Linked DNA regions of Homo sapiens: all the other regions are linked to region 1. A link is a loop called in an ENCODE intact Hi-C map of the cell type or tissue named here. Cell type or tissue: GM12878. All regions are shown on one strand. Links, peaks and the distances in the headings refer to the core of each region. The heading gives the core; the rest is flanking DNA.

Region 1 (7,635 bases), core at 1,834-6,833:
AATGAGCAAAAGACCTGAATGGACATTTCTCAAAGGAAGACAAACAGATGGTCAACAGGTATGTGAAAATTGATCAACATCACTCATGAGAAAAACGCAAATCAAAACCACAATAAAATATTATCTCACCGTAGTTAACTGGCTTTCATCAAAAAGACAGAGAATAACAAATGCTGGCCAGGATGTAGAGAAAGAGGAACCTTTGTACACTGTTGGTGGGAATGTAGGTTAGCATAGCCACTACGGATAATGGTATGGAGGTTCCTCAAAAACTAAAAATAAAACTACATGTGATCCAGAAATTCTACTACTTGGTATATATCCAAAAGAAAAGAAATCAATCTATTGAAGAGATAAACACACTCCCATGATTATTGCAGCACTATTCACAATAGGCAAAATGTGTCTATTGATGGACAAATGGATATAGAAACTGTGGCACATACATAAAAGGGAATATTACTCAGCCATAAAAAGAATGAAATCCTATTATTTGCAGCAACACAAATAAAACTGGAGGTCATTATGTTAAGTGAAAGACAATTATCACATGTTCTTACATGTGGGAGCTAAAAATGTGGATTTCATGAAGATAGAGAATAGATTGATGGTTACCAGATACCAGGAAGGGTAGGGAAAAGAGATGAATAAAGAGAGGTTGATTAATGGTTACACATATAGTGTTTGATAGAAGAAATAAGAACTGGTGTTCAATGTATCAATAGGGCGGCTATAGTTAACATTAATCTATTGTACATTTCAAACACATAGAAGAGAATAATTCAAATGTTCCTAGCATACAGAAAAGATAAATATTTAAGGTGATGAATACCTCAATTACCCCAATTTGATTATATGAATGTATCAAATGATCACATGTACCTTGAAAATATGGACATCTATTATGTATCAATACAAATTAAATTGTATAAGCCTATAATTAAATTATAAAAAATAAATAAATACAAATAAATGTTTCAAAAGAGAAGAATACTTGCTAAACTGGAGTTAATCAAAAGTAAAAACTTTTACTTTAGACACTTAACAGAGTAAAAAGGCACAAGCTGTAAGAAAGTCTTTGCAAATCATATATTTAATTTGAAAAAAGCCAAACTTCTACCCAGAATATATACAGAACTCAAAACCCTAAAAACCCCATAACCCAATAAAAAAATGGGACAATGATTTGAACAGGCACTCCTTAAAGAATAATATATGGGAGGATAAGCACATAAAATATACTCAACATTATTAGTCATTATATCAATTCAAATTAAAACCACAATGAGTCAACCTTGTACACTTTGTAGACTGGCTAAAGTTAATAAGATTAACCATACCAAGTATTGGGAAAGCTGTGAGGACCTGGAACTTTTGTATACTGCTGGTGGGAATGTAAACAGCACAACCATTTTGGAAAACAATTAGGCTGGTTTTAAATTTTTAAAAAACAGACATACCATATGATGTAGCCATTCCATTCGTAGGTATTTATCCAAGAGAAACGAAAGCACGTGCCTGTATAAAATGTAGTCCATAAACGATCATAACAACTTCATTTTTAATATCCTAAAACTTGAAATAAAAATCCAAATTTCTATCAACAGGCGAATGTATAAACAAACTATTATGTATTTATACAATAGTATCATACCCAGCAATAAAAAGGAATAAACTACAGACACACACCAAAACATGGATGGATTTCAAAATGCTTATATTGAGTAAAAGAAGAAAGAGAAAAACACACTCATATTGTATGATTCTATTCATACAAGATTTCAGCACATGCAAAATACACAGAAGTGACAGAGAGCAGATCAGATGCAAAATGATCAAAAAGCAGATTAAATAATTTCAGCACATGCAAAATAATCAAAAAGGCAGAGAGCAGATCACATGGAAAATAACAAAAAGTGACATCGAGCAGAGCAGTGGTTGCCTGGAACTAGGAGACCAGGGAGTCAACACAGGGTGCAACAAAACTTTGGGGAAGATGGATACTGATTGCTGTGATGGTTCCACGAGTGTCTATATGTCAGAACTTATAAAATGCATATTTAAAATATGTGCACTGTATTGTATGTTTATCATACCTCATTAAGATGTTAACAAAATAGAGGAAACTGCCAGATTTAGCTTGGAAACTGGTCAATGAACAAGACTCAGGAAGCAGGAAACAGGGCTGTCTCAAAGGCAGCAACAGGACAAGCCACCATTGGCACGTTGCCACTGCAAGATGAGTGTGTCACTCACTGCAGCATCCCACGAGAGAGATTCTGAGTAGTTCAGCTGCTCTCACAAGCCACTCCCAGTGACGCCTCATTACACCCATAGGCAGTGGACACATGGAATGAGCCTCCCTTCAAAACCATACAAAATGCGGGGAAAGATAATTCTCCTAAAGTAAACTGGGGAGGATGTTTGGAAATCTATGCAAGAAAGACAAAAACAGCAGTAACACTAGCTATATAAGGCTTTGGAGATTTTGTTGTCATTGTCCGAGTATTCATGCTTCTATCTCTTGTGAAGTTGTGAGCAATAGAGAAACTATTTAATAATTCACTTCTGTTATTTTTTCTACCTAGTTATTGAAATGCTTACATTATCATTTAGTACGATTTTATTTTATGTAGAATTTCTGCTATGAGACAGAACACCCTCTGCTTGTGAGTGTGTGTGTATTTATATTAGGTTGGTACAAATGTAAGTGCAGGTTTTGCCTTTACTTTTAAATGGCAAAACCCACAATTACGTTTGCACCAACCTATGTGTGTTCATGAAATACCTATCCCTGCATGAATTAATAAATCCCATGGGTCTTGGATATGGGGTGGCTGTTCATTACTTCTCAGTGAAGTACAAATGTGTGTGTCTGTTCATCTTTTAAATATAGCATTCCTTATTAATTTTAATTTCATAGCAATTTATTGGCACCCACTATGTACCTGATAGTGTCAGCTCTATTAGCATACTACAGCTAAAAAAGCTTAGCTTCACATATTGACAACACTATATTGTACAATTTTTCGTTGTCTCTGAAACAAAGAGACATAACACTTTGCCTTACAAGCGTTCACCCATGGATTCCCCATGTTCTCTGCCAAGAGTAAAATGTAGGGCAACTGATAAGAGGCTGCACAGCTAACACACAGGAGGAGAAGCCTGTTCTCATGGGTTTGCTTCTGCTTCTTACGGCTCATTTCACAGAAAATTCACTTTTCTGTGTCTTAATTTCCCCAGCTACAAAGAAAGAAAAAACTATTTATTTTGTGAACACAGGAATAGATAAAGATTCAGTGACTAGGTTTAATGGGGTCATTTAATTTTCTACCTAGACCTATTACTAAATACGCTGTAATTTGAAACAACAAAAATAGTGTGTGCTGTCAAGGCTGCCAGCTTATATAAGTAAACCTAACCATTAGAACCAACCGGTTTGTGCACGTCGTTATGACCCCAAAAGTTCCTATGCATATCGCTTGAGAAAAATTTCACGATATCATGGAAAAGTGGATGAAAATGACTTTAGGTTGAATTTAAACAGTTATTTTTAAAAGCCTTGATAAAGGAAAAATAATGCAACAGGTAGAGAACATGCTCAATAGTTAAATATTGGAACTCATCTCTAAAATGTGTAAATCCAGCAAGTCAGATTAACTACTCTCTTCTTAGTTCCTCTGGATATTGATATCATGTATATACATGGTAGAGATTTTCCCTTCCTTATTTGAAAAATTATTTGTGTAGCCTTGTCTGAAAATCATCTCTTTGCCTATATTAAATGATTTATAGGTCTACAAAAATTAGCATAGCAATGTAAATTATAGTTCCAGCTTTGTTACTAATTAGGCGTGTCATTTTAGTTATATGTCTTAATCTTTCTGGATTTCAGCTTCATCTGTAAGGTGAGGGGCAGAGCAGAGAAGATGTATAAGTGGCGTACGCACCGCCACTCACCATGCTGTTTGCGGCAAGCATTACTAATCAAGCATGACAATCTTTCCCATTGAACTCACACATTGCATAGGATCCTTTTCATCACAGCGTATCTCTGAATTAGATTTTACCTGATTTTATTGAACACTTACTATATGTCAGCCACTATTTAGGATACTTATCTGTATTAACTAGCTTAATTATGACACAATTATGACAGGATTCTATGAGGCACGCAAATTAATATCCTTATTTTGCAGATTAGGAAAGTAAGGCCCCAAAATTTACATATAGTAAGCAACAGAGCGTAAAATCAAGCAGCCTGTGCTTTCCTTCATTTTGTTACTTTGCCTTTGAGTTCTCTAGAGTCTATTTTAACACAAATTCTATGGGTAGTACTAAAAGCATGCCACAAACATTTGACAGTGAGAAGTATTCTCTGCTCTTTGGGATTTGTTTTATTTTGTTTTTTAGTTTCTTCACAGCTTTATTCTCAGCACCTAGCCCCGTGCCTAACAGATGGTGGACACTCAGTAAATATTGATTGAATGAATAAATGCTGCCATCCCCACAGCCAGTATCACTATACTTTAAAAAACAGGCTGTGAAATTATCTCTTTTTTATATTGCATCAGTCTGCTATTCTGCAGACTCCACATTGATCATTTTCCAGGCAGCATCTTATTTGGTTTCCTCTGGCAGGAGCTACAAAAAGATTAAGAGAGGGAGGAACCCAAGGGGAACTCCCAGCTGTCCTATCTAATGTTCTATCTCAGTTCTTCACTGGTTGAGAGTTTATTATCATTTTAACAATTATCTGGGACCCACAAGTAAGAGGTCGGCCACAGGCAATTCTTAATTGTGGGAGCAGTGATGATGCTTTGCATAAGCTGACTCTTGCCATGCAAGAGAAGCAGCCCGAAACGAGAGTGGTCAATGCCAAACTGGGAGGAGTTGTGTCTGACTAAAGAACAGATGTTCTTGTGTATAATTAGTAGAGACTTGCAGTGACCTAGGTGGTTATTTAACTCAAAAAGGAAACAGCCAAGAAGCCAAATTTGGATAATTTTGAGGGGATTTCATGGTGAGTCATTGAGCAGACTTTAACAATGACACAAAAAGAACAAATTGGTAATCTAGTGTTTATAGTGATGTATGTAGAATTAACATCAGGACAACTTAAAACCAATGACACTTTTTGTCTGGATCCTTACGCTTTCACAAAATAAACTAGTACCTAGCTTATCTGAATTATAAGCGATAACAAAAGCTACAAGTAACCAGAAAAGCACGTTTGGAAGATGCTTATCAGTGACATTTTCTACAAATTATGACAAATGTATTTGAGGAGTAGTCTTTAAGATTCCTGGCATATGCAGATGTCTATCTGTATCACATGATAACCATGACTTTGGAAACCATTATATTTCTTTCAAATGCCAGACTGAATCCAGATATGAATGCTTGGACAGCTTCAAATAATGAAAATAAGAGTGTGCTAACATTGACTGCAGTGTACGAGATAAAAAGTAGGGCAGAGAAGGAGCAAACATAGACCCCCCAAAAAAGGCCATTGGCAGGAGCTACAGAAAGATTAAAGGGAGATGAAAGGGAGGGAAGGAGCCCGAGGGGAATTCCTAGCTGATGCTAATTGTACCATAGCCACCAGCTACCTCATTGGGTTCCTTTGTGGTTAGCACAATGGGGTACTGGTTGCTGTCCTCCAGGGAATTCTGCACAGCTCTGAAAAGAAAGCATTTCATGTATTATATGAGGTTGAGAGAAAGGTGAATAAAATAAGTTGGAGATATTGTCATATTAAGAGGAAATTAATATCCATTTTAATTAAAGGTAATCAATATTGGGAGATGTAGCAGGATGCAGAAAGAAGAGAGTTGCTAATTTCAATGCCATTAAAAAGCTGTGACCATAGGCAGGTGCCAGCACAGACAGACATCAGCTGCATGTACACCTGCTGTTCCCTGTGAAGTGGAGCAGTGGTTTCTGTCAGGTTCAAAATCAAATCATGAATTTTGCCTACATGTTGTCAAACTACCTGGGATAGTTTCCTCCCTCTTGGCAGCCCCTGACCCAACTAGCATTGTCATACCACTTTGTAATAATCCAAAGATTCTTCATCCCAGGTCTGTCCATTTCCGAGAGGCCCATGTCCCGAAACTGTTCCTCTCCCCCTGCTATGGACTGAATTATGTCCCCAACAAATTCATATGTGGAAGTTCTAAGCTCCAATGTGATGGTATTTGCAGATGGGATTTTTGAGAAGTAATTCGTTTTAGATAAGGTCATGAGGGTAGAGCCCCCACGAAGGGATTAATGCCCTTATAAGAAAGAAGAAACACTAGAGAGCTTGCTTTCTCTCTCCAGCTGCCTGAGGACACAAGAAGGCAGCTGTCTGTTACCTAAGAAAAGAGCCCTCACCAGACACTGACCCTTCTGGCCCCTTGATCTTGGACTTTCAACTTCCAAAACCATGAGAAATGAATTCCTGTTGTTTAATCCACCTACTCTATGGTATTTTGTTATGACAGCCCAAGCTGACTGAGACACCCTCTCTGCCCCATGCCATCCAAAATCACACTAAAGCATAGAAAGTGTGTGGTATATATATATATATATATATATATATATATTTTTTTTTTTTTTTTTTTTTCATTTAGGTAGTTAAACCATCCGGGTTCTTCGTAGAGTAGGTCATGCAGACTTGGCCAAGGGTACACAACTGCTCTTCATCTCACCCACAAAATGAGAGATTTAGCTAAATGATCTATAAGTGTAGTCCTAAACTGCCTGACAGTACCGGAATCTTTCTCCAGAGCTGCTTATTTGCCAAATGAATATAATTGGCATAAAGCCTGCAGGAAAGATCTTGAGAAGGGGAGTCCCCAGAATTCATTCATGTACTTCATGGCATTTATCTCTGCCATCGTGATAGAAAAACAAGGCTTAGCAAATTGACCCTCTGCTTCTGCAGCTGCTGACCCCTGGTAATGTTAGAACAGAAGCAAGCTAACCCTGGAGGCTTGGACTAATTCTAGCAATGATAAATACAGCTTGCTTTGTGGCTGTCACCCTGCCTAGAGGACTGAATGGCCAATGGTAACAACCATTGCGCTTGTTATGCACTGCTCAAGTCTCCCATTCTGCTGAGCCGATGCTGGCAGTGCCTCTGCAGAGGAAGAGTCAAGCCCTTCAGAATCTATGGTTTCGGGTAATTGGGTGCTGCACCTCATTATGGTCATTACCAGGATGATATCTCCTTAGGGATTTCCTTTAGGGAAAGCAATCACTTTAGCAAAGTCTGAAAGGCAAGCATCTTTATCTGGTTCCTGTCATCCCAGATGTCAAAAACATCCGTGAAGCTGTGTTCTAGGGTATTATGAAAATTACTCCAAGGCATTTCAAAAAAATGGCTCACACTCTATTCTGGGATCTCTTCACTCTTTTATTTCAGTCCCTGACTAAAATGTAAGTGGTGTATGATAGCAACACTGTACTCCAAAAAAAAAAAAAAAGAGAATTTATCAAGCAGTAGGTTAAGAAAGCAATTTAAATGACAGTTCTTTTTCCTTCTTCTCACCTTTGCCCATGCAACTTTGTTCTTGTTCATCTACATTCTAACAGAATGGACCTAACCTAAAAGGAACTCTGAAATCAGTGACAAATGTGAGTGACTTA
Region 2 (7,635 bases), core at 1,107-6,106, 400 kb before region 1:
CATGATTTATCACTGTTATTGTTAACCTCGGCCTGGTTACGATGTTGTATGCTGGCTCTCTCTACTGTAAAGTTACTGTTTCTCCTTTTCCATGCTTTATTTGTTAGAAGGAAGTCATTAAGTTTGGCCAACACTCAAAGGGAAGGGAATTAAGCTTCACCTCCTGGAGGGAGTATTATCAAGGAATATGCGCATATGTTAAAACCCCCTCAGAGATCAATTAGTTTTTAATTGGAGATAAAAGATACTTTTTGATGGAGATAGAAAGCTGTATAGGAAACAGATAACATCACAGGGGATCTGAGAAAGTATTTCAACTTTATTTTGATTATTCACAGTCCATTACCATTTCTTTATTCCTATACTTATTTTAATACAAATAAACATAATACAAATGTATTCTATTTTCCTCCTGTCATGCTATACTACATCATACGTTTTTAAAATATTTTGAGAAGCATGATTTCAATATTTAAATATCTTAATTTTCACTTCTGACTCAGTTTGAGCAAAATTCCAGTCATCTATAAAAAATGACACCAAAGAACTGTCCTCCAAACACAAGCCATGTAAAGTTTCTTTTTTGCTATTTTTTTTTTTTTTTTAGTTTCTTGGATGGAAGGTCAAATAGACATTAACTATAATGGTCCCTAATGATTACTAATAATGGTACCAAGAACATCTTGACAAAGTACTGGAGAGGTTCCCAGATAGCATATTTTTAAGACAGAAAATTATGTTAGTTGCACTAAAACTCAATTTTAATTAGCCATGACACTTACATACACTTTAAAGCTGATGAAGTGCTCTTCAGACTAACAAGTCTTAATAAGCTCTGTTTAAATTTAATTTCTATTTCCATTTGACAGTAACCAAGCAAAACTTGTGATTCACTATGATGATAACACAGCAGGGTTCAAGTGCTGTACATTTTCAATATGTTCTTAGTTATGCACCCAGCCAATTTAATTTCAAATGTATAAACTCTTCTACCCTTCCTTCTGAGAACAATAATTTACTTTGAAAGATTTCTTTGGATTTTTAACTTTTATAGAAAGAATATATTAAATGGAAAATATTTTATATAATACAGGCCTTTTGTTCTTCAAATTATAAAAACAATAACACTTCTTTGAATCATATTTTAGCAAATATATACCACTAGAAGAATGACAGGTGAACAAATTTAGTGCCACTCAGATAACTGTAGTAATTATATACTATGTCAACTCTCTACAAGTCTCAGCATCAACTCTCACTACACCCATTTCAACTCACGGCAATTTGGATAGATGCTGACGTTCTTTTTTTCCTGTTTTACTTATTCACGAAAACAAATCTAAAAGAATAGTTTAAAAGAAGTAAAAGAAAGGCATGTCATAAAAAAAGGATGTGCACGTGAACCCTGAACTTTGTGTTTAAATCTTCCTTCCTTCCTCCCCTCCCTTGTTCTCCCCTTCTCTTTCTTGATATGGGAAGAAAAAGAAAATTTCAGAGATGACTTTACTTCATTTGTGAAGCTTCCTGACTTCTGCCCAGTCAGGGTTGTTCCCTTTTCTGAGCTTACCCACAATATTTTTGTCTCTCTTCGAACACCCTACTCAAACCTGTTTTCCAGCTTATTGGAAGCACATATTCTTCTGTCCCTTGGTGAAGCACTCCTTCAAATTAGAAGAATGACACATTCATTTTGTACCCTCACGGGCCCACCACATAGTGGACACCCATTAACCACTTATTAAGTTGAATTTTAGAAAAATTGTTTGATTTTAAAAATTCAAAAAGTGCATATATTCAATGGAGAAAACTGGGGAAGCACTGAGCTTGCTGCACTCCCTCCCCTCAAATGTGAGGGGTAACTGGGGGCCAGAGGAGACATCGTGAGAGTAACATCATATGAACCACTTGGGAATTGCTCATGTTGGCCTGTAAAATAGCAGTTACTCTGCAAATCAAGCTATAATCCATGAAATTATCTAAGCTTTGTTTGAACCTGCTGTTTTTTTAATTCCTAGCACCATTTGGAATAATGTGTTACATAAAAATTTCTTTGTTCATTTGTTTTTGCCAGCACTGCTTAAATGAACACTTTCTCTTATTTGATTGAAAATACAACCCATTTTCAGTGTTTTGAGAAATAAAAGATAAACCCAAGTTATGTCTGTCAACATGGTTTACAGTTTTATAAATTTCAATTTCAATGTCTTTTTTTTTTTTTTTTTTTTTTTTGAGACGGAGTCTCACTCTGTTGCCCATGCTGGAGTGCAGTGGCATGATCTTGGCTCACTGCAACCTCCGCCTCCCGGGTTCAAGCAATTCTCCTGCCTCAGCCTCCCTAGTAGCTGGGATTGCAGGCATGCGCCACCATGCCTGGCTAATTTTTGTATTTTTAGTAGAGACGGGGTTTGGCCAAGTTGGCCAGGCTGGTCTCTAATGCCTGACCTCAGGTGATCCGCCTGCCTTAGCCTTCCAAAGTGCTGGGATTACAGGCATGAGCCACCATGCCTGGCCTCAATGTTTTTTCTCTATCTTCATGTAGCAGGAACTTTAGGACCAGATTGCCTGGGTTCAAATCTTGCCTCAGCCACTTAGTTTTCTGACTTGGGCAAGCCATTTAAAGCCTCTGATCCTTGTTAACTTTATCTGTAAAATGAGGATAAAATAATATTACCTGCCTCATAGGATTTTGTGAGGTTTCAATCAGTAAGTACATGAAAATGAACTCCCACATGGATTACATACAGTAAGGACTAAAGCAGTGTTGGACATAATTGTAATGATTATCAGTAGAAGTGCCATAATTCCTTTAGTCATTTAACATTCCTTTCGCTGGGTCTTCATCAAGTCCATTATGTCTCTTGGAAGGATAGTGTGCAAACTGCACCTAGTAAATGTGCCACTGAAGCACGGTGTGGTAGAAGGAGATTGCAATCATTTTCCTTGTGCTTTTACACCTCTTCCTCACAACGCTTAGGAATTTGTTCACTTATGTGCCACTGCCTTATACTGAACCAATATCTTCAAACATCAGTCAAAAGTGACACCCTAATTTACAAGCTGCACTTTATAGCTTAGACTCTTTAAGTTTTATAAATATTTTTTTCCCTCCCTTAAATGAGTTATCTTAATGCTTTAATGCAATGTTGTTTATTCCCCATGTTGAGCTACTTTCACTGATATTTATCTTAAGCGAGGTGGCTTCTACTAGATAAAATAAAATAATAACTGCGCAATTGTCTTTTCTAGCTGATTTACAAACATGTAAGGCCATGTCTCTACCAGTCGCCAGAATATTGAATAACCAATTGTTTGCATATAGGTCTTCTATTCTTATTCCTTCATTTTAATTTAGCAAACATTTATTGAGCAGTTAAAGAGATGTGCTTCGTGGCACAATTTAGCATGGGAAAAACATATAAACAGTTCTCCTACCCTTGAAAACTAAATAAATGAGTCACGTCTCCCCTGCTCCTTCTGGTTCAGGCATATTCACCCTGACATAGAACATTAGGGGTTTAGTCAAGACTGTGCTTTCTCCACTCTTCTCAGAGTTCACTGTCTGAAGCTATCGAGTAGCTCAGTGTTAGGACAGAGGGAAGTCGGGAAATGACTGTGTGTGCCTTTCTGTTACTAATCCTGAACTCGCCAATTAATTACCACGCTATCTGAAGCTTCGGTCCTTGCCTATTTGTGATCTGAAGGACAGGATACACCTGTAGATCCTGCACTGGAAACTCTAAATTTATACTTGTTGTTGTTTGCTAGTAATATTCATTCCCTTTCTCAGCAGTATACCTAGTTCTTTTTGGGGAATTTCCCTTCCTCCAGTGGGCGCAGTCTTGGTATGATGATAAGTCCTAGAAGCTAACGGAGACCCTGAAGCCTCCTTTTGTTAGGATTTTCAACTGAGTGGAGAAATGAAAGACAGAAAAAACGGTCAGGGTTAATGCCTTGATTCTGGGGAAGGACGGGGGTTGAGTGGTTCAGCCACACTGTTCCTGCCACCCACAGCTCTGGAAAGTCCAGGTTCCTGCCTTTTCTGAGACTGACTCTGCGGCCCTCTCTTCAAATTTGTTAGTTTCCTCAAGATCCTTCTAATACATTCTTGCTTGCTTATGTTATCCAGAGTTAGTTTCTTTTTTCAGCAAGAGGCCCTAAAAGACTCCATTTATAAAGAAAAAAAAAAAGGAAGCAATTTTTGCCTGAGTTATGAGTAGATTAAATTCAATATGTACAAATGGCTCCAGTGACAGCGGGAATTATTGAACTTAAACTAAGTTATGTTAACATGAATCACTTTGTAATTATTTCATATCACTGATCATGACTACTGCCAAATGAGTTATGAGTTGTAAAGCTATAATAAAAATATTATGATGCAATATTATCATACATGCCAAGTGAAACATTCCGTTAAATCTCTTACCTGAAGAAAAATCTGTAGATGCCATATGCCATTTAAAGTATTTCAGGTATAGCATCCTGGTTGAGCATCCCAAATTCAAAAATCTGAAATCCATAATGCTCCAGTAAGCATTTCTTTTAAGCATCCTGTTGGTGCCCAAAATGTTTTGGATTTTGGAGCATTTTAGATGTCAGATTTTTGGATTTGGGATGCTCAATTTGTATTTCTATTTGTACAAGGTAGGCTTCCTCTCTGTTTCATCAATTATAAAAGATAATGCTATTTTCTTCAAAATATTGTGAGTTAAATGAGATGGTATCTGTAAACGTTCTTAGAAGAACTTCTGTGAATTATGACCCCAATCTAAATAGACATTCCAAACTATTTTCTACTGAAAACCCAAGGTCAGGTTTATATCCCTGATACATAGAATAAAAAAGCCTGATATCTGAAGTTACTTAGATCATCAGAAAGCATAAAGCTAGCTTTTTAATTTAAGTCAATTTGACAACTTCTTGACAACATTTTGATGAATTGTGTTCTCCTTTAATTAAATAGAAGCAGAAAAGACGTCTCAGTGTTGAAATTTTTTAACTATGTAAATACACCGTAGAAGTTTTGAGAAATAATACCTCTTTTTCACTCTCGATTTTTGGTATCCTTCCTTCAAAAAACTTACTCAGTAACTACTTGCTGAGAAGTTTTATTCAGTAAATATGAACATGATGATACAAGATAATGAGGGATTATATATGTATAGCAGCACTATTAATTCTAATCAAAATATGTAACTACCCTTTCAGGTTACTGAAAGCAAATGAGCTGGCAATAGGAGCTGCTTTCATATTATTAGAAATGGGTGCCCTTTAGGCAAAGATCTCTCCAAGAGTAATCTGTGGACCACCTGCATCCAAATTACTTGGAATTACTTTTCAATAAGGTGAATTTGAAAAATGCCCCTCTCCACCCCAAATTATTGAATTATAATGTCTGAAGAAGTAGAATACAGGAAAAATCATCAATAAAAACTTTTCACATAATTTGCATGAACATCAAAATTTGAGAACTATAACTCAGATCATCTGTGGTAGACTTTATCACTGAGTAGGCAATAGTCAAAGTGGGCCACTATGTGATGCTGGGAGTGTTGTGCAGTGCACAACTTCAGAGAGTGCTGTTGGTATCACAGTCTATACCGTACAGCAGCTCTGATTGCAAGATTTAATTCATATCTTATGGTTGCCAAGGAGAAGTTACCAAAATAGCAACTGAGAGAATCTATCACATTTGCACTTTTCAAATCTTCAGCTTTACAATGTCATCAAGCATGAGATGTGTGAAGGACTGTGTTTTGATCTATCTCCTAAATCCTAAAGGGATAATTGACATCATTTAAAAAAAATTAGTTTTTTTCATCATTTATTTGATGAATTCTAGGTTTTTTAAACAAAGGAACTGAAGAAAGAAGAAAATCTTTTGTTTAGAAGTTTTGGGTCATTAAAGTATTGAATAAGCAATTTTACCTGCTGAGAATGATCAGCTTTTAGTCTGCAGTTTTTTAGTTATGTACTCAGAAGGTCCCTAAATAAAAAGAAAACTATAAAAATTGATTTCTTCTTTTTTTCGTATGGAAGTGGTACCAAATACTGCTTTAAAAAATAGTCTCACATTATAAAAATTAGCCCACATTCATGTGATATTCAGGGTAAGTGGCTCTGGAGCCACAACTAAATTGTAGCATCTCAACACCCGTTTCCTCAAATGAGATGCTAAACAAAGTGTCTTCGATTTAAAATCAAACTATACAGGCCTCCTTAGTTGCCTGTGTGTTGATGGATATTTTCAGAAACAGAATCTAAAATAATATTTATTTGGAAGGTTTACAAAGAGAGATTACTACTTTTCTCAGTGCAGATTGTCCAAGTTGGTCCAACTTCAAGAGTATTTTTCAATCTGGATATGAGTCTGCAAATCCACATTGAATCCATTAGGACCTACTTAATATAATTTCCTCCCCATATCTTTTATCCTCCTTTTCCATGCCCTGTTTGTTTATTTAAACCTCTTTTTTCATCTTCTTAGTCTTTCAAGCATGTCAAGTTAGTCCTCCAAAGAGACATTTCCTTTGTCTTGTAATTTACTTGTTGTGTTAGGAATTGTCAATTAACCAAATAGTCCTTTACTGAAATGCAAACTGGTTTTCAGATTCAAATAGTTGTTTTTAATAGGCCAGGAAATCCCAGTGAATAATTACTGTTTACATAGTTTCCACAGTGTTTATATGCATTTTTTAAATTTAAAAAAATGTGAAGAATTTTCTTACTTGTAGTTTTCCTTATAGCCTTGATAATGCATCTTATTACATCTATATTTATGCATTAAAATCTAGTAGGTATAATTTATCAGTAAGAATGACCACTATAATGCCTTAACTTTATTTACCAAATACACTGCTAGAGGAAAATACAATCAAAATAAAGATATTAGAAAGAAAATGAGAAAAAAGAAGATGACATAGATTCCTAAGAAAGTAAGTCTTTTAATAGGTTTCTGGAACATCAATATCAGACTAATTATAATCTCTTGAAATCAGATTTTCTGGTGAAAGTAGAACTTATGTAAGACCAGAATGAAAATGTCAAAAAAGAGATTAAACTCTGCATCAGTTTTCTTTTCCTATACATAGATAACTATGAAAATGAAACAAATAGAATAAAAATCATAAGTGTCCTAACATAATTCACATAATCAGAGCCTTTTGGATAATTCCAGTTATGATCCATAGAAATAATTTCTTCTTTTCTGATGTGAACTGAGTTGTGAGAGCACTGAAATTTGGAAAGTATTTTGTTACAAATTGGCAAAAGTTTCAAATCTCTTCCAATGCATGCTGTTGAAAAGATCAACAAATGATGGGCTTCTCAAAAGTTCCATGTGGTTACTATGCAATCATACGAACTTACACAATTTCATTTTGGCTAAATGATGATGGAAAACAAATATAGCACAAGATGTGCCCGCTCTTTCATGTCAGCATTCATAGGCCTATCATTCACTGTTACTTTACTCCCCAGTTTAATCGACGTACTGAGAACTAAAGGAGAAAAATGTTATCTTTTTCATTTCTTTTTTGGTTAACTTGAGCAATTCATTTTTGGTTTATTAAAAGCCAAAACAATAAGTTACCCAGGGCTTGAGTCACATCTTTTATCACTGCACAAAACTTGCCT
Region 3 (7,635 bases), core at 1,176-6,175, 320 kb before region 1:
GGACGGTTGGGTTTTATCACTATTAAAAATTTATCAAAAACTGTACCACAGGTTCTTGCTATAAACACAAAGAAAAACATAAGGTATAAACACAAACAGAACTAAGAATGAATTTTTTTGTACAATCTGGTTTCATTGCTATCTATGCCTTCTTTAACTACTAGTTGAAAATATGATGGACTAAAAGGGAAACCAGAAGCCTATTTCTTAAGCCCAACTGGATCCATCATAAAATTCTTCCCTAAACCTCTCTCATTAACTTTGAGCTGCTAATGCCTATTGATCCGTGTGTTACATGGCATCGTGTAGGCTGAAAGTAATAATGACAGTAACCGCCTATTAACTGTTTAAACTCTATATTGCATACGAAAACACCACAAGTTCTGGTTGCCATGCACAGCCGTACACTATAGAAAACAAGTGGCTCTACCTCTTACTCTCCATCCTGTAGAAAGTGCTGTCACATGTTTGATGGGGAAGATGGGAATCAGGCAGGGTCGGGTGGCACAGTTGTAGTTAGCAAGCCTGCTTCAATGAAACTGCCACTCTGACACAGTCTTACTCAGAGATATCCCAGAAAACCACGGTCCTCTCCTATGGCTCCACGTGTGCCCTGGAGAGACATGTAAGAGTAGAGGGCACCCCAAGCACAGAAGACAACAATGATGGAGGCCTCTGAGAACAGTGTTGGCCTCTGTACAGTTTCCTGCCACTCTACATTCTCTCTGCATGGTTGCAGCCATATCCTGACTATGTGCAGGGAGGATTTAAGGCCGTCGAACTGAACACTTGACACTTTGTTCTCACACTGTACTGTGCCCCGATGTGATTAAATTAGCAGGATCAATCTCTTCCTGAGTCCGGTTACTGACTGTATGCCACAATTTGGCCACTAGATTTATAATTTTTTCCCATGTCCATATCCCTGCTGAGCTCTCCAGCTTATTTAGGATAGGGACATCAATTTGCGGTTGCCCCCGACCTTGCAGGAATTTAGGGGTTTCGTTGGCTTTTTCTACCAGCAGTCCCTCCTCTGCTTCTGTCCTCCTTCCCTCATGACCTACACCCAGGTCTACTGGTGAGGTCCCTGCTGGAGATACCCTAGACATGAGATACCACCAGCAGAGATGTCACTGGCCTATTTTGAAATCAGGTCAGGTTTTAATATTTCCACGCAAAATGTGAAAATGTAGGGGGGAAAGGAGAGCGCTGGATGCCTTCCTATTTCACATCCATGTTCACAGTCCTACTGATGACCTTAGATTCCTCACTGTATGGTTTTACCACCTGTTGGGACACCTATTCATGTAGGGCCGTCACATCCTTGTTACTGACACATTCACCGGCTTATTTAATTCTTCATCTATTACCATCTTTTTCAAATGATATGTTCTGCTCACTGAGCTGGACTTGTAACATGTTTGCTACGCTAGTACCACCTGACAGGTCATGACATAGAAAAAAATCAGATCCATGATAATTTTAAGGTATCATGACATAGAATTACCTTTGAAATTCTATTCCATGTAGTTTCTTGTACACTGTCACAATAAAGGAGTGTACTTCTTGCTCTATTTTCTGTTTCTGAAGTTAGCAGTGAAAGGATTGAAGGAAACATATGTTTTCCAGGGCTGTACAGTCACTCTTTCATGAATAACTGTTTCACTGAATTCAGATATTAAAAAGTTTGCATACTCCCTATTCACCCAGAAACTTGTTTCTATTTAAGTATCTCTTTTGTTTTCCTCTCGAATCTCAAGTGCAGATACAGGATGGGGAAGAAAGGCATAGAGCTGAAGCATAATTGGAACTTGATCCCCAGGATGATCAAACACAAACCTTAACAGCTATTGCCATTGGGCAGTTATAGAACAACAAGTAAAATATATAAAAAGAGCTAAAAGCTTTCCTTTTCTTTCTCTCTCTTTTTGAGACAGAATCTCACTCTGTCGGCCAGAATGTGAGTGCAGTGGTGTGATCTCGGCTCACTGCAACCTCCGCCTCGTGGGTTCAAACGATTCTCCGGCCTCAGCCTCCTGAGTAGCTGGGATTACAGGCGCGTACCATCACGCCCAGATAATTTTTGTATTTTAAGAAGAGACAGGGTTTCACCATGTTGGCCAGGCCTTCTCAGCCTCTCAAAGTGCTGGGACTACAGGCATGAGCCACCATGCCTGGCCATAAAAGCTTTCCTTTTAAAAGAAATATTTCCCAGCTATGAGAAAGTGATATTAAAAAAGAAAGACATACCATAATACCCAAATATGGCAAATGGCTCAAATACTTCCCAGAAAACTTTTTATTTCCAGCATCACTAAAACATTCCTCTGTGGCTTCACCATTCATAGCTTGAAAGAAAATTCAGTGCATTTCTATTGCTTGACACGGCAAAATTTACAAATACGTATAGAGAATAAGAATTATTAAGATGTGAGCTGTTAAACCATGAAGCTGCCCTGCTTGAAAAACGGTAGGAAATCTGAAAGTTGTAACATGATATAAAAATCAAAGACCAATTCAAGTGCAGGCTGAATCTAGAACAATGCATTAAGCCTTTGCTTACAATGTGGACCTGCTTGGAATTCCTTCTAATGCATGAAAGAACAGATCGGGGCAAGAATTGGTAGGATATACACACAAAGGCTTTTCTGGAGTCGATGCAGGAGTTCCATCTTGAGAAAAAGAAATCAGGGATAGCAAGGTCTCCTTTATTTATTTTTCAGAAAATGTCATTTTCTATTTGCAACTTCATTAAGAATGTGCATCATATGTCACCATATTTCAATAAAAAAACTCAGTGTACTCATCTGTTTAAATAAGGGCATTACACTGAAAATAATCTTTTAGATCCAGGTACTGAAGTTGTCATATGTTTATCATTATTAATATCAAAAACATTTTACAGGGCTTCTGGTTAAGACAATGTAGATGTTTTCATTTAAAGACACAAAATTTCAGTTGGATAGGAGGAATATGTTCAAAAGATCTATTGTACAACAAGGTGACTATGGTTCATAACAATGTATTATATACCTAAATGTTGCTATGAGAATGGATTCTAAAATGTTTTCATAACACAAAAAATTATAACAGTGTGAGGTAACGGATATTTTAATTAGTTTGATTTAGCCATTCCACAATGTATACATATATCAAAGCATCATGTTTCACACCATAAATAAATACAATTGTTATCTGTGAGGTAAAAAATAAATTAGTTTAAAAAGATATATCTATGGCTTTTTTAAAACAAAATTCCTAGCATATACTTGTTTTACTAAGAGCTACCTCTGTGGTAACAGTTTAAAAATTTATAAATGTATCACCTCTGGAACAAAAGAACAGTAACACTATCTTATGTAGCCCTTCATGCTTTGATTTTTAGCGATTATATTGTCCTAAATTATTTTCTTCTGTATATCCTAATTTAAACATTTAGTGGATGTCTAATTATGCTAAACAACATGAGGGCTGAACAAAGGAGTACTCAGTCTAGTTTGGGGACCAAACAAATACAACTAGTATATGAGACAAGCTCCATTAGGGTCATATTAATAATCAGAAGGGGGATCCTGGGAGGAGAAATTAACTTTAATTCTTGAAGATGACTATTGTAGAATGATATAGAAAGGTGGAGACATTTTAAGTGGGTCCAGAAGATTTTCATAAAAATTGACAAGAACAGAGGCAGAGAAGTCGGTTGTTGAAAAGGCTCAAATCTACTTACTGTGCCCAGGATTCAGCATTTCAAGGGACAGTACTAAAGTGAGAATGAAAAACTAGTAAGAGATGAGACTGATTGGCATTTTGTGTCATTAAATCCCCATCTGGCTTAGGCAATAGTCACTGAAAGTTTCTAAACAGGAAAATCACATTTGAATTTTGGGAATAGGACTCAGCAATATTTAGAGGAAATTCCAGCCTCCCTCATTCCTTCATATACACATTTGCCTCTTCTCTCCTCAATTCTGAGGCCTCTCCAACCACTCATTCTGGGGTCTCAGCCCTCCCACTCTGGGAGGGAACCCCATCCATCACTTGTCTCCCCTCCATTCTCCCTCCAACCTTGTCTTTGCTATTATAACCTTCTTGTGAGAATTTAATAATCCAATGTTAATTAAATTTCAGAAGAATGCCATTCAGAAAGGTAATGAGAGCAGAGTAGAAGGTCCTAGGGGCATTTCCCCCTAAACATCATGCTTTGAAAGGAGGCAATTATGAGAAAGACAGAGTGAGATACTGTTTAACTGCTCATTCTCTGTTTCTTCCTCCCACGATTTTCACAGCTGCTTGCGTCATTTTAGCTGGTGGGCTAAGGGAAGTGACCATAACAACTCCAAATATGGAAAAAGATGCCCATTTGATGAGTTCCCTTTTTGTTTCTAGATGCACTCAAGCTGAACAGGTAAATTGGAGTTACTTTTTAAAGTTATTTGAATTAAATATATTTATTTTTTATTAGAGCTCTATAAATGATATATTCTGTCATTGTCTCATGAGTTATAATCTCTTGTTCTCTTTAACACAGCCCCACAGTACACTGTGACTCTCTTCTTAGCCAAAGCAGTAGCAAAACTGAGTGGGAGGCAAATACAGAAAGCCAACAGGCAAGATGTGAAACACGGAACTGTATAATCAATGTGCCTGAGTCCCCTCATTCACTCTCCTGTAAACACAATCAAAAGCTCTGATTTTAATTCACTCTTGCCCTCATGCATAAGGAATTAAAGTTGCCCTTTCCAAGCTTTAAAACATCTGTGGTGGAAACCCTAATTACAATTTTACACACACACACACACACACACACACACACACACACACACACACACAATACCAATGCAAAAAGAAAACCCGTAAGATTAAAAAAGAATACTTCACAATTCTGAGACGTTTAATGAAAATGAAAAATTACCAAAGGCCAATAGTGCCCTAGTATTTATTGTGTATTGTGGAATTTAATAAAGCCTTTCTGGGCACTGATATTAAAATAACCTTCATAACACTTTTAATTCCAGAATTTCAGGATGGAAAAATAGACATTTTTGAGTAAATATCTCTAAGTGCAAATGAAAAATATTTATTAACTTCGTCATCATTTATAAAAGAAAAATATTTTGAAAGTGCTGTTATTAATCCCCTTTTTCTCATCTCTTAGTTTGAGGACTCTGCAGTCTCCTGCAGATAACAAAAACATCATTTTCCATATGCAGACTGAGATGAGAGACTCCTGGATATTGTCAGCACCTAATGTTCACTGTAAATTTATAAATATGTAAGATTAATGCTAACATAAAATGAGTTAGTGGAAATGATTTACACAGAATCAATCTGACTTAGCCATAAAACATTAATTACAAGTATTATGATACAGCATCATTATTATTTCACCTGTTACTAGATTTTATGATCATAGTAAAAGTACTCAATCATTGACAAAGAATGTAACTACAGAAAATCACTCAACAGCTTCAAGTCTGAGCATGAGGGTAGTTTGTCATTTATTCTCTACTACAGTGAAAAACACCAGAGTGGCTTCACATAGTACTGGAAAGTTTATCTCTAGCAACTTCCAACTTAAAAGTAGTCCCCACCCCACAGATCCTATTCACATTAAAATCCAACTATACAGACAGCAATGATTTCCAGAATTCAAGTATCCATGCAGATACTGAAAACAGGCTTTGAACACTCCTAGAAAATTCAGAGCAGACCATCTGAAACAAATACTAAACCAATTCGGTTAAATAATACAAAATAATAAGACTTTAGAAATGGCTACAAGAACTTACTATATTTTATCAGTTAAGACATTTCTTGTTTCTAGGTATTATGTAACAAAATGAGGCAGGAGAAGTAAATTAAGCGTACACCTTGAAACAATTTTTATAAATATTTTCTTTTTGCATGAGGCCAGATGTTGTCTCAAGCAAAAAGAACAAAGCTGGTGGCATCCTACTACCTGACTTCAAAATATATTACAGGCTGGGTGAGGGTGGTTCACGCCTGTAAACTCAGCAGTTTGGGAGGCCTAGGGGGGTGGATCACATGAGGTCTCAGGAGTTCGAGACCAGCCTGGTCAACGTGGTGAAACCCTGTCTCTACTAAAAATACAAAATTTATCCAGGTGTGGTGGGGGGAACCAGTAATCCCAGCTACATGGGAGGCTGAGGCATGAGAATGGCTTGAACCCGGGAGGCTGAGGTTGCAGTGAACCAAGACTATGCCATTGCACTCCAGCCTCGGCAACAGAGCAAGGCTCCATCTCAGAAAAAAAGAAAAAAAAAGAAAGAAAGAAAAAGGGAAAAGCATTACAAAACTATAATAATAAAAACAGCATAGTACTGGCATAAGAAGAGAACCATCAACAAAGGGAGTGGAATAGGAGAGGTCAGAAATAAACTCACACATTTACAGTTAATTGCTTTCCAACAAAGGTGCCAAGAATACATAATGAAAAAAGGTCAGTCTTTTCACTTAATGATGTTGGGAACCCAAGTAGATATCCACATGCAGAAGAATAAAACTGGATTCTTTATCACAAACCATATATAAAAATAAACTAAAATGGATTAAATACTTAAACGTAAGACCTGAAATTGTAGAACTGCTAGAAGAAAACATAGGGGGAAAGCTCCACAACAGTAATCTGGGCAATTATTTTTGGATATCACTCTCTGAAAGTACAAGCAACAAAAATAAAAATAGACAAATAGGATTGTATCAAAGTAAAAAGCTACTGCATAGAGGCCAGACGTGGTGGCTCACGCGTGTAATCCCAGCACTTTGGGAGGCCGAGGCAGGTGGATCACGAGGTCAGGAAATCGAGACCATCCTGGCTAACATGGTGAAACTCCGTCTCTACGAAAAAATACAAAAATTAGCCAGGCGTTTTGGCGGGCGCCTGTAGTCCCAGTTACTCAGGAGGCTGAGACAGGAGACTGGCATGAACCCGGGAGGCGGAGATTGCAGTAAGCTGAGTTTGTGCCACTGCACTCCAGCCTGGGCACAGAAAAAAAAAAAAAAAAAAAAAAAAAGGAAAAAGCTACTGCATGGAGAAGGAAACGAGAGACTGCAGAAACAACTCAGATTGGGAGAAAATATTTGCAAACCACACATCTGATGAAAGGTTTATATCCAGAATACATAAGGAACTTAATAGCAAGAAAACAAATAATCTGATTAAAAAGCGAGCAAAGGATTTGAAGGGACAATTATCAAAAGAAAACATTCCTATAGTAAATAGATATGTGAAGAAATGCTCATCATAACTCTCATCAGGAAGAGGCTAATAAAACTACAGTGAGATATCACCTTATACTTGTAAAAATGGGTCTTATCTAAAAGACAAAAGATAAATTTGAGAAATAACATGAAGAAAAGGAAACCCTTGTACACCATTAGAATAAAAATTAGCACAGCTATTACAGAAACCAGTATGGAGGTTTCTTAAAAGATAAAAATAGAATTAACACATAATCCAACATTCCTACTTCTGGCTATATATATAAAGGAATTGAAATCAGTGTGCTGAAGAGGCATTTGTATCCCCATGTTCTTTGCAGCATTGTTCACAACAGCTAAGGTAGGGAATCAGGAATCAACTTTATTGTCCATGAACAAATAAACTAATAGAGA

Evidence for each region. Hi-C counts contacts between places; a loop is a spot of excess contacts. Peaks named below come from ENCODE experiments on the same cell type or tissue, not always from the same donor. Only the 100,000 strongest peaks of a DNase experiment are listed, where the experiment ranks them.
Region 2: it touches region 1 in a loop (2.3-fold over the local background); 1 of 110 quality-filtered maps calls a loop at or near these places.
Region 3: a loop joins it to region 1, with 14 times the contacts of the local background. A loop is called at or near these places in 1 of 110 quality-filtered maps.

The regions. Positions count from the first base shown.
Region 1 is chr18:4,634,911-4,642,545 of GRCh38, forward strand. No RefSeq gene overlaps it. Among named protein-coding and RNA genes, the nearest start is that of DLGAP1, 180 kb to the left of the region's middle. In GM12878, for the core only: no CTCF peak of the experiment used is centred there; DNase peaks (open chromatin) are centred at 2,250, 4,871 and 5,601; H3K27ac peaks cover 1,262 bases.
Region 2 is chr18:4,233,515-4,241,149 of GRCh38, forward strand. The region is part of intron 1 of DLGAP1 (DLG associated protein 1); the gene reads right to left. Among named protein-coding and RNA genes, the nearest start is that of DLGAP1-AS5, 27 kb to the right of the region's middle. RefSeq lists an enhancer at 1-802. In GM12878, for the core only: no CTCF peak of the experiment used is centred there; a DNase peak (open chromatin) is centred at 3,616.
Region 3 is chr18:4,315,935-4,323,569 of GRCh38, forward strand. All of the region lies in intron 1 of DLGAP1 (DLG associated protein 1), which reads right to left. Among named protein-coding and RNA genes, the nearest start is that of DLGAP1-AS5, 55 kb to the left of the region's middle. In GM12878, for the core only: no CTCF peak of the experiment used is centred there; a DNase peak (open chromatin) is centred at 4,277.